Regions from separate parts of the Mus musculus genome. Here region 2 is linked to region 1. A link is a contact called in ENCODE Hi-C data. All regions are on one chromosome and are shown on one strand. The core of a region is the stretch at or near the end of the contact, and the rest is flanking DNA. Distances in the headings are between cores, read along the strand shown. Region 1 holds the start of Fastkd3 (FAST kinase domains 3). Region 2 holds the start of Ndufs6 (NADH:ubiquinone oxidoreductase core subunit S6).

Region 1 (5,352 bases), core at 1,567-4,066:
ACATCACTTCTTAACCGCCTCACCTTGCAGCCGCTGAAGGAAAAAGGGGCTGAATAGTTTTGACATGAAGTTGACGGGATGTCGCTCAATCAGCGCACATGAATGAAGGAGCCTCAGTAGCATCTTTGGTGGGAAGTGATGTAAACGGGCACAGAGCACATTTTCTACCTTCCTAAACAGGGCAGGGGCGTTTGGTGGCACGTAATTGAGCTTTCCAAATGGCTCAATTAGCTCGGCAATCTGACTAGGTGAAAGTCTGTCCCACTGGCAAACAACGATCTCTGAGACTACGTCGAAGATGGGCTTGGAGAGAATCCGTTTCCTGCTGCAGTACCCCATCACGGAGCTGGCCACAGCGGGGTCCAGGGAGAAGCACAGGGCGGACACATGTTGCTCTAAGGCCTCTGTGAAGAACCTGTCACTGTGTCCGAAATAGACAAACGCCTCCAAGACCTTCCTGAGCTCTTCGTTGGTAAAACGGGGGATGTATCTCACAACGTACTTGCCCAGCTTTATAAGCAGTGGGAGTGCGTGAGTCTGGTCCAGGGCCACTAAGGCGGTGAGGACATGGCTAATGGATTTAGGGCTCAGGTAGGGAACTACTGAAATGGAGAAGTTGTTTAATGTGTTTAAGAACATCTGGTGTTTGTCTACTTCTTCAGGACACACCTGCAGAATCCTATAAACGGACGTGATCTCCTCTGGAGCAAATGTTTCCACACTTTTACTTTGAAGTTGACGGACAACCAGCTTCAGGGTCTCACAACTCGCACCTTGAAGCATGGCCAGACTTTCCCCAAGGACACAAAGATGGTGGACTTCGAGGTTGCCTCTTTGGAGACGACGTTGGCATTCTGCCACCAGGCTCAGCATCAGGCTACTTTGAGGATCTGCAGGCAACAACGTAAGCAGAGATTGCAAAGCTGTCACCAAACCAGCATTGGTCAGGTGTGAGGGGTCTCGCTCACACCGGAGGCAAAGAGCCTGGAAGGCACGGTTCTCCAGCACTCCTTCTGGCAGCCTTTGCTCACCATCCCTCCTCCCTATCTCACAGATCCTGAGTAGAGCTGCCATTGCCAGAGGGACAGGCAGGGTGTCCAGGGCACTTATGAAACTCAGCACTTCCTCAAAGGAAGTGAAGTAGCTTAGTCTCCTGAAAAGCATCTCTTCATCCTCGTTTTGAAGACTCTGTCCTGGCTGGTTCCATTCCTGCGCCTGGGAGGACCATGGCTCGCCCACGGGATGAAAGTCATTTCCCTTTTCTGAGTGGAAGTTTTTACAGTATGCGTGATGGAATCTGACCCTGAACAGCTCAGGTTGTAGGGAGCAGAAGCACACACTCAGGCGATCTGTGACTGCCTTTGGGGCATGACTGGCAGGGTGAATTTTCAGAGCAACCACAGCTCCAGGTATCCAAAGAATGGACTTATGACAAAAGGCCCTCCGCAGGGTGATGAACGCCATGCCATAGAATTCACAACATGTGACTTAGCATAAGAAAAACAAAAACAAAAACCATGGTCAAATGCTGAGAAAGACAACACCAACGCTACGAAACTAAGAATGAGTATCCCATGACAAAGATTAAAAAAAAAAAAGAACCTTGCAAAAATATTTTAAAAACCAAGGTTTACTTTTCCCACCGAGCCAGGAAACAAGAGAAAGCCTGGGAAGGGGGTCCCCACTCTCCTGGTCCTGATTGCCACACCCAATTGGCTGACACCCAACAGTTGCACCATAACTAGACAAGGCACCGGTAGAAGACATGCACACCCCTTTCTAGGCAGTGTCACTAGGTTTTTTTTTTTAAATGAACTATGCCTTATATCTAAACTCCTTGAGTCCTATGTGTATGTAAGGATCTCAGATTAATGTTTTACCACAACGTAATTCCTCTTCAAAGGCCATGTTCTATGGACAAAGTGAAGGGTGTGCACCAAGGCATGTCTCCTTTAATATGTTTAAAGTTGGCTGCTGATTAAATAGCCCCCCAAACCCCATAATCCTATACATAAGTTACTACTCAGGCTTTCAGGCTTACGCGTCTCTTCAGTTTTCAAAAAAGGCTATTTTTTGAGTAATCAGAACTCATTGACCTTGCTGCGCTCTGGCTCATTCTGAAATTTCTTTTCAGTGGCCCTTGAACACCTTAGTGTTGTCGGGTAGACTGAAGCATCATAGGGCTGACTTCCTGTGGCTTCACTGTGTCTGGGCGAGATGCTGGCTCCTAACCCTAACTGCGATCGCTGCCCAGCCCTTACTTTAAGTCCTGCCTATGGGCTAGGTTACTGTAATTCAGTTCGTCTGGTTGACGCTTTTCCCGCTAAGGACCCTGCAGCCCAAGGAAACCACCTCTGTGTACAGTGAAGCTGGGCGCGAAGAGGAAGAGCTGGAATTCAGATTCTACCTCCAAATCTCGACACTCACGTGATGGGGAAAGGGAACGTCAATGTTGATAATTGCGAGAGAGGAGGAGCAGCCGACAAGATTCAAACTCCGGGTATGAGCCGGGCAAAGCATGGTAATTCGCGCTGAGAAGCTGGGCTGGGGCTCACGCACAATCACAGAAAAGCAAGCGGAGCAGGGCAACGGCGGAGGCAGGCGCCGCGCGACCGGACCGGAGCCCACGGAGCACGAGTGGGGAAGCCCGGGGGTCCTAATCCCGAGACACTTACCGAGCGGCTCCAAGCCGCACCCGGGACAGGACAGACACGGAGCTTCCGAGCCCTGGGAGCGTCCGTACACGGACGCTGCCCCTTACCTGGAGAACATTCCGGCGCGTGCGCGGCACTAAGGCCACCCACCCACCCACATCCGGCGATCAGCGATTGGCCCAGGTCCGCCCGCATGTCTGTTGGCGGTCGTGCGGAGCATGCGTGCTGTGCCGCGCGCGTGCGCAGTGCTCCCGGACTGTGCCTGTCGGAGGAGAACGGGGTTCCGCGCGGGAATTCGCGCCTGGAGGTATTCGGCGGGGGACGGCGGGAGCGACGGAAGCGGTGGGGGAGCCGGGACTCGCGCCTGCGCAGTGGGGATGAGCCGCTGAGTTTTCCGGACCGCGGTGGGGTTCACGGGGAGCACTTGGGAGGCGGACCGCGGTGGGGTTCACGGGGAGCACTTGGGAGGAGTCGGCTCCGCCACCTTTCCCAAAACCTCGTGAGCTCGCACGTGTCACCCATTGGTCCTGTCGAGTCTGTGGCAGTGCTTCCCGATGAACCTTTGAAGGGTTTGTGTCCTAGCTCCCCAGCGGATAAGCCACAAGTGCTTAGAAACTAACTAGAGTTGATTCACTCAGGAAAAGATAATTTTATATAGGCCGGCTACCACTCAGCGTTAGCCACTGGATAGAATGGCGGAGTGTGGAATCCCAGAGCCCTTTATCTTCTTTTTCTCTTGGTTATCTCCGGGGTAAGGCATGAATTAGAAATACCGTCTCTGTGTAAAGTCCATGTACGCTGACTACTGATAGATGCAATGATGCCATCTTTGATGACGACCAGTGCTTTGATTAGGATCTAGCAGGAAACACGAACTCCCCAGTTTCACGTGAACATTGTACAGTTACAGTTTTGGTTTTTTAAAGATTACTTATTTATTTTATATATATGAGTATACTGTGGCTGTACTGATGGTTGTGAACCATCATGTCGTTTCTGGGACTTTGAATTCAGAACCTTTACTTGCTCCGGAGGATCCTGCTCGCTCCAGCCTAAAGGTTTATTTATTATTATATGTAAGTACACTGTAGCTGTCTTCAGAGGCACCAGAAGAGGGCGTCAGATCTCATTAGGGATGGTTGTGAGCTACCATGTGATTGCTGGGATTTGAACTCAGAACCTTGGGAAGAGCAGTCAGTGGTCTCTTAACTGCTGAGTTACAGTTTGTTTTTGTTTTTTGTTTTTGTTTTTTGTTTTTTTTTTGCTTTGTTTTTAAACGGCAGAAACAATAGCCTTTGTAAGCGACACTGTGTTTGAGCATGGCTTAGCCCCTTCACCATTCAGGCTTATGATCCTAATTCAGAGTACAAATGGGCAGAAAGGCAGATCACTCCTATAGTTAGGCACTAATGAATGACAGACACTTGCAAGACCCAACAGTAGCTAGAAATCAAGAGTGGGTTTCACGCCATCAGGGACAATTCAAAAACGTCACTTTTGTATACCTCCTGTCTTAATTCTCTCATACTGCGATTCGTTTAAAATCAGTGCTAAGGAACAAGTTTAGAGAAGGCTGTTTGAAATTATGTTTGGGTGTCCTGCGGGCTACCTGCTTCATTAAACAGTGTACCCCTTTCTTCCTTTTGTGGTTTTTAGTCTCACTGTTAGAGTTGCAGCTGATGACCTGAGGTGATGAGAAGGTTTTTGTTACTTTATGCTACACAGCGAGGACAGGCAAAGGCCATAGCAGAAGAAATAAGTGAGCAGGCTGTGTCACACGGGTTTTCCGCAGATCTTCACTGTATCAGTGAGTCAGAAAAGGTAAGAGCAGCTATTCCTGTGCATTTTCCTGTACTTTGTTGTGGAATGAGGCAGTATACCCATTTTTTGTTGCAGGGGGTTTGCCCAAGCTAGCCTTGAACTCACATTGTAGCTTTGGAGAAATGAACTTTGGATCCTCCTGCCAACTAGCTGAGTCTAAACACAGAATTATACATTTGAATTAGGTTTAAAAAAAACCTCACAGCCTCATTGCACTGCAGCCCATCTTCACTAGGATAGCTCCTGTTGCTCCTCGGTTCTTTCATTGTTTTAAAGTGTGTTTGTTTATTGGGACAGAACAGGGCTCTTTGTAGACCAGGCTGGCCTTGAACTCTAGAGAGCCACGGGCCTCTTTTATCTTTGTTTCTGCCTCACCTTGACCCTGTAAAACCCCTTTGCTCATGTTACTTGTGTGTGTGTGTGTGTGTGTGTGTGTGTGTATGTGTGTGTGCATATACCTACCCATGTACTGCCTTGCTGCTCAGCGTGTCCCTTGACAGATAATGGGCCTGTTTACTTCTCATGTTTTCCTGAAATACAGAATTCGATAACAGTCTGGGGGTAGATGGGGCTTTTCTTGTGTGCCATGTGGAGGGAAAAGTGTTAAACTCTTCTGACCTCCTGGTGCCATCAGCGAAAGTGAACTAGCCTTTGAGTTACTGGGCAGCGTTATTGAGGCATCTAGTCACAGCACTGTTGACCAGGATATGTTTACGGTAACTCGGCCAGAAGAAAAATTAGAAGGAAGCATGCAAGACAGGAGAGTGGGTTCATTGCCTCCAGTTGCTTTGTCTTGATCTTGCCAGCGTGTTAAATCACAAATCTGCACTACTTACTGCATCCTTGTTTTGTAGTATGATCTGAAAACAGAAACTGG
Region 2 (5,352 bases), core at 1,813-4,312, 4.7 Mb before region 1:
CGGCAAGGGACGGCCACAGAGAACTGAGCGCACCTCTGCGCAGGGTTTGGCGCGTGGCAATGTCCCCAGCAGGAACGAGGAGAAGACTCGGGGCTTCACCGCGAGGCGACTCAGGTGCAGGAACGGGTCCACCACCGAAGCCACCACGCTCCGTACAAGCAGTGCGGCCATGCCGAGCCCAGACCTGGGGGAAGAGAAGCGTGGTCATCCTGTGCTGCACGTCTGCCAGTCCCTAGGCCCTCCCCTATCAAGGTTACTTGGCATCAGAGGTCAGAGCACACATGCCAGGGTTGCACTCTGGGCTCCGCGTCTCCATGTGCCCAGGCCTGCGCACTCCGGAGAAGCCGCAGATTCCGGAGGCTCACTCACGCCGGCCAGGGACCCCGCCCGCACTCCCGGCCAGCAGCTCTGGCACCACCTCTGCCTGCCCCCATGAAACCTGGGACCCACACCTGGGAAGGGGTGCCACCGGCGGAGAAGTCCTTAATCAACTTCGGGCGCCGGTTAGCGAAGCTTCCGCGTCTGCGCAGTGGAGTGGGACGCCACCGCCAGGAAGAAAGATGGCGTAAGGTCACGTGGGATGACGTGTGCTGTGCAGAGGACGACTAAGGAGCAGATAAAGCCTTCCTTGTCTCAGTATTCTTTATCCAGAATCCTGCACTCTAAGCTCTGCCTCTGCAGATGCTGGGACCAAGACCGGTGCCCATGGGAGAAGAAAAAAAAAAAAGACAGAAAAAGCAGGCTTTGACTGTAAAAGAAACTGCAAACAGTGAATATATTGGAAACAAAACAAAACCCAACATTCAGACAAAATGTACAGGTCATATGTTTACATTAAGAGACGTTCTGGCAGACATGGGAAAGGCCAGAGGAGCAAGTGCAGACACTGCTCTAGTTAAGTCCCTACCCGCGAACTAGGAAAAGCAACAAGGAACGTGGAAAGACCAACATACACCATTACTGATTTCTACAGTTAATTTCCATATATATACATGTATATATGTATATATGTGTGCGTACAGGTAATTCCTATATATAGGGCTTCTACAGTTAATTCATATACATTGGATTTCAGGTGGTTCGTAAATCTACCCATCTTATTTTTATGTATAGCAAAGTAGGTTGTCATTAAGGCTAATGTAGTTCTCTCTAACTCCCAGTCTCACCCTTCACACTAAGCACCCATAGGAATACCTTGAGTTCCAGCCAATAGATGACTGTGAGCATTCACTTCTGTATTTGCCAGAACACAGGGCCCCTAATGAAGGAGCTAGAGAAAGTACCCAAGGAGCTAAAGGGGTTGACAACCCTATAGGAGGAACAACAATATGAACTAACCAGTAAACACCGCCCCCCCCCCCCAGCTGTGTCTCTGGTTGCATATGTAGCAGAGGATGACCTAGTCGGCCATCAATGGGAGGAGAGGCCCTTGGTCTTTCTTTGGGGATTATATGCCCTAGTTCAGGGCAATGCCAGGGCCAGGAAGTGGGAGTGGGTGGGTTGGGGAGGGGGGAGGGAGGAGGGTATAGGGGACTTTGGGGGATAGCATTTGAAATGTAAATGAAGAAAATATCTAATAAAAATGCCTAAAAAAAAAAAAAAAAAAGAAAGAAAGAAAGAAAAGGAAAAAAGGACTCCAGAGTTCTAGCAATTAAAAAAAATAATGTGGGTCAGAGAGATGGCCTGGGAGTCACAAGTGCTTTCCATGCAAGTCTGTAGACCTCAGTTCAGTCCCCAGAACTCACATGGAAAAAGAGACTGGCTTCCTCCAACTTCCACATGTGCTCTGTGGCACCTGTGTATGAACTCACATGTGTGTGAACTCATACACAGACAGGGGGTGTTAGGGTTTAAATAGAGACTTAGGGCTGGAGAGATAGCTTGATGGCTAAGAGCACCTGCTACTCTTGCAGAAGACCATCATTCTGTTCCCAGCACCCACACAACTACTCAAATGGACTGTAACTTGACCTGTCTGGAGATCCTGTGCCCTTCTCTTGGTACCAGGTAACCACACACATGGCCATATATAAATGTATACACTCATACATATAAAATAAATCCTTTAAAAAGAGGGAGAATGAGACAAATCTGCAGGACAGGGTGTGGAGACATAAGCCTGAAATCCCAGCACTCCAAAGGCTGAGGCAGGAAGACAGTGAGTGCTAGGTTAGCCTGGCTTACAGAGCTTAAGGCTAGCCAGGGCATCTTAGGCCCACATTTATTGGGGCATTTTTCAACTTGGCGAGGTCTTTGTCCTTGTGTCTTAGGGCCCTCTCTGGTTACCCCTTTCGTCTTCAGACTCACCTAGTCCTTATGCTATAGCAGAGCACAGAAAGGTAGATACCAGGTCATTAACCTCCAATCCTGGCCAAGAGATCCCAAACAACACATGCTAGCTTCTGGCACTTTCTCGGAATTAGTGACCCGGCCCTGCTCTGAGTCTGGGGTCCCACCTGTCTACCTCTGAGCAAAGTTGTTCAGGCTACTTTGGGGTTTGACAGTATATGTCGTTCCAAGGGAGGTTCGGACTCAGATTCAAATGAGGCAGGAGAGGCCAAAACAGCCTTCAGAGTTACAGACTACGATTTGCATCAGGTTTTTTTCTACATAGCAGAGCTTTTCCGGACAGCTTTCCAATGCTGGGTAAACTTCCTTGCAGTCTAACTGGAAACTGAACTACTGCAGCGTTGCAAAAATGCTCAGAAATCTAACTTTCCTACACCAACATACAGGACCAGGAGAGTTGACTGCACAAACTGTTTCTTCTGCTGAACAACTTACTTCTTTACTCAAAACAAAACAGAAAACAAAAAACAAACCAACCCACGGAAAATCTGCATTTTCTCCATTGGCATAAAAGCACACACAGCGCATCTTCAGTTTCCGTCCCCCCACCCCCTGCCTTTGTCACACTAGTAACCTTTGAACACTGCGCACAGTTAAGCCGCAGCTCCGCATCCTATCCAGTTCCACCACCAGCCCCGCCAGCCGCTCAGGCATAGGACGAAAAAAGTTCCACAAGTACTCCCCGCCGACTGCTGTGCGCCTGCGCCGGCACTTGGTACGACGCGTGGGGTCAAGGGTCACCGGCAAGATGGCGGCGGTGCTGACCTTCCGCCGGCTGTTGACTCTCCCCAGGGCTGCACGGGGTTTCGGGGTTCAAGTGTCGCCGAGCGGGGAAAAGATCACGCATACCGGCCAGGTAACGGCCGCGCCCGCCATGCCTGGAACCCAAGACTGACGGTAGCAGGGAGCGCAGCAAGGTGTGCTTCTGCCAGGCTAGCGCGCGGCACTACTGGGCTCACCTTGTGCAACCCGCTGCTCCGGTTTCTAGCTGGTGGCTTTCGGTTGGGACTTGGATCTCCTCATTCTTTAGGCCATATCTTTATATTAAGTTCAATGTTTTAACAAATGATTGTTGTGTTTTGGACCCGGGACAGAGGACTGAGGTGCATATTTTACATATCAAAGGAGACCCGGCATGCAGGTTCTCCCAGCATTCCTCAGTCCCTACCTGGCGTTGCAGCCCAGGATCCTCCCTATATAATCCAGGCATTTTGGTTTCTCCCACCCTGTCTCTTTCTCCTCTCCTTGAACACACTCCCTTTCTCTCCCCCGACCCCTCCTCCTGTCCCAATGGTGACTTCTCTGGCCTCAATCCTTGGGGCCAGTGAACTCACCTGAGAGCGGCTTCCCAATAAACCTACCTTTAATATAATTTAATCTGGCTTGAATTGGTTCATTTCACCAGTGGAGAAATAGCCTATCAATAGTGTATAAAGCAACCCTAGCGTTCGTTCAATATAATAGTGAACCAAAAAATGAGAAACTATGTCTGCTGAAATGAAATCGCGCCTGTTGGAGTTGGCTACTTGTGAGGGCAGGAACTTTGTCTCCAGTCTGCACTCCAGCCTGTCATCCCCTGAGACCGTTCAGTACAAGTTCATTTTGCCTCTTAGTGGGTCTGTCTCCTCATCAATGGGTATAGGCCAAGGGGAACATCGTTCTATAGTATTTTCAATCAATATTATGTGACTTTATTTAGAATAATAGATGGCCTTTTTTTTCCAGGTGTATGATGAAAAAGACTACAGGAGGGTTCGTTTTGTAGATCGTCAGAAAGAGGTAAGTGAAAGATAGAGGAATTCGTAAAACTTAAGCAGGTTGAGCAACTCAAATGCCGGAAGTGTATTGAGCACTAATGTACCACAGTGAATCCTGCGCCTGACTTGGGTGGTAGATTGTAATGAAAAGACAGGCACAACTGAGGTATTGCATAAAAATACCTTCAAGCTCTGTATGAGGTGTAAAGAGACAAGTGGATTTCATGTTTGTACTTGGGCCCATCTTTGAGGTAGCTCGTGTTCCTTAAAGGTATTTGAGCTTTGAGGTAGCTCTTTTGTATCCTCATTGTTGGTCCTAGGCTCCTCCTGGAAGTGGTACTTAGTGTGTGCCAGCTTAACATGGAAGAAGCTAAAGAAATCCTCACATATCACAACCACCCTAGAAAACGCAGAGTCCTAAGTACAAATTGTGTTAACTTTTTTTCTCTTCCTCTCAGACTGCAGAGCATCTTGGAACAGTAGTTGAGATTTTCATAAGCATGATCTTGTTTTCAGTCTGGTACTTGCCGTAGCATTTTTTTTTTTTTTTTTTTTTTTTTATTGCTGAGATAAAACACCATGACCCAAAGCGGTTGGGGACAAAAGGGTTTCATTTTATAACTCTCAGGTCGTATTCCTGAGGGAAGTCAGGGCAGGAACTTGAGGCAGGGACTGATGCAGAGACCATGGAGGAGTGCTGCTTACTGGCTTACTCTCCATGTTATGGCTCTTACTCTTATGGCACCTAGGACCACCATCCAGTCCAGGGGTGGCATTGCCCACAGTGAGCTAGGCCCTCCCACATCAATTAGCCAAGAAAATGCCACAGATTTGCCTCAGGCTAATCATGTGGAGGCAAGACCCTGGAATATGTCAAGTGGAAACTAGCCAGCACACTATCTCTTAGATTAAAGGAAGACATACTATTAAAATGTACTCTTCTGATAACTTTTTTGAGGTAAGATTTTTGTAGTTTTCATCAAATTAGTTGTGCCATGTGATCCCAGGGGTAACCAGTAGATTGAGTCTCCTACACAGAGAAAGGTCATTTAGTTCAGACACATGTAACTATCCTGCTAGGGAAAGAATAGAAGGCTGTGGTCTCCTCTGCCTATGTAGCCCAAGTTTCTCTGTGATATTTGCATCTATAGCTCCTGGTTTCTTCCTTGTAATATGGTAGTTCACGGTCTGGCTTCTGTGTTTCCAAAATTGTTCACCTTCCGTGTCTGCCTTCAGTCACGCTCTT

What was found. A loop is a pair of places that touch in the nucleus more often than their neighbours do.
Region 2: a loop to region 1 is called in a map of T-helper 2 cell, with 7 times the contacts of the local background. The contact joins the promoter of Ndufs6 here to the promoter of Fastkd3 in region 1. A Hi-C loop is called at or near these places in 3 of 37 maps with a recorded cell type or tissue (T-helper 17 cell, T-helper 2 cell and regulatory T cell).

What each region holds. Positions count from the first base shown.
Region 1 is chr13:68,579,674-68,585,025 of GRCm38, reverse strand. Fastkd3 (FAST kinase domains 3) reads right to left here and starts at 2,816. Exons shown (of 7, transcript NM_027123.5): 1 at 2,676-2,816; 2 at 24-1,487. The coding sequence starts at 1,464. Mtrr (5-methyltetrahydrofolate-homocysteine methyltransferase reductase) reads left to right here and starts at 2,857. Exons shown (of 15, transcript NM_172480.3): 1 at 2,857-2,961; 2 at 4,311-4,475; 3 at 5,330-5,352. The coding sequence starts at 4,347.
Region 2 is chr13:73,326,192-73,331,543 of GRCm38, reverse strand. Ndufs6 (NADH:ubiquinone oxidoreductase core subunit S6) reads left to right here and starts at 3,062. Exons shown (of 4, transcript NM_010888.2): 1 at 3,062-3,205; 2 at 4,075-4,128. The coding sequence starts at 3,098. Mrpl36 (mitochondrial ribosomal protein L36) reads right to left here and starts at 535. Exons shown (of 2, transcript NM_053163.1): 1 at 453-535; 2 at 1-184. The coding sequence starts at 171.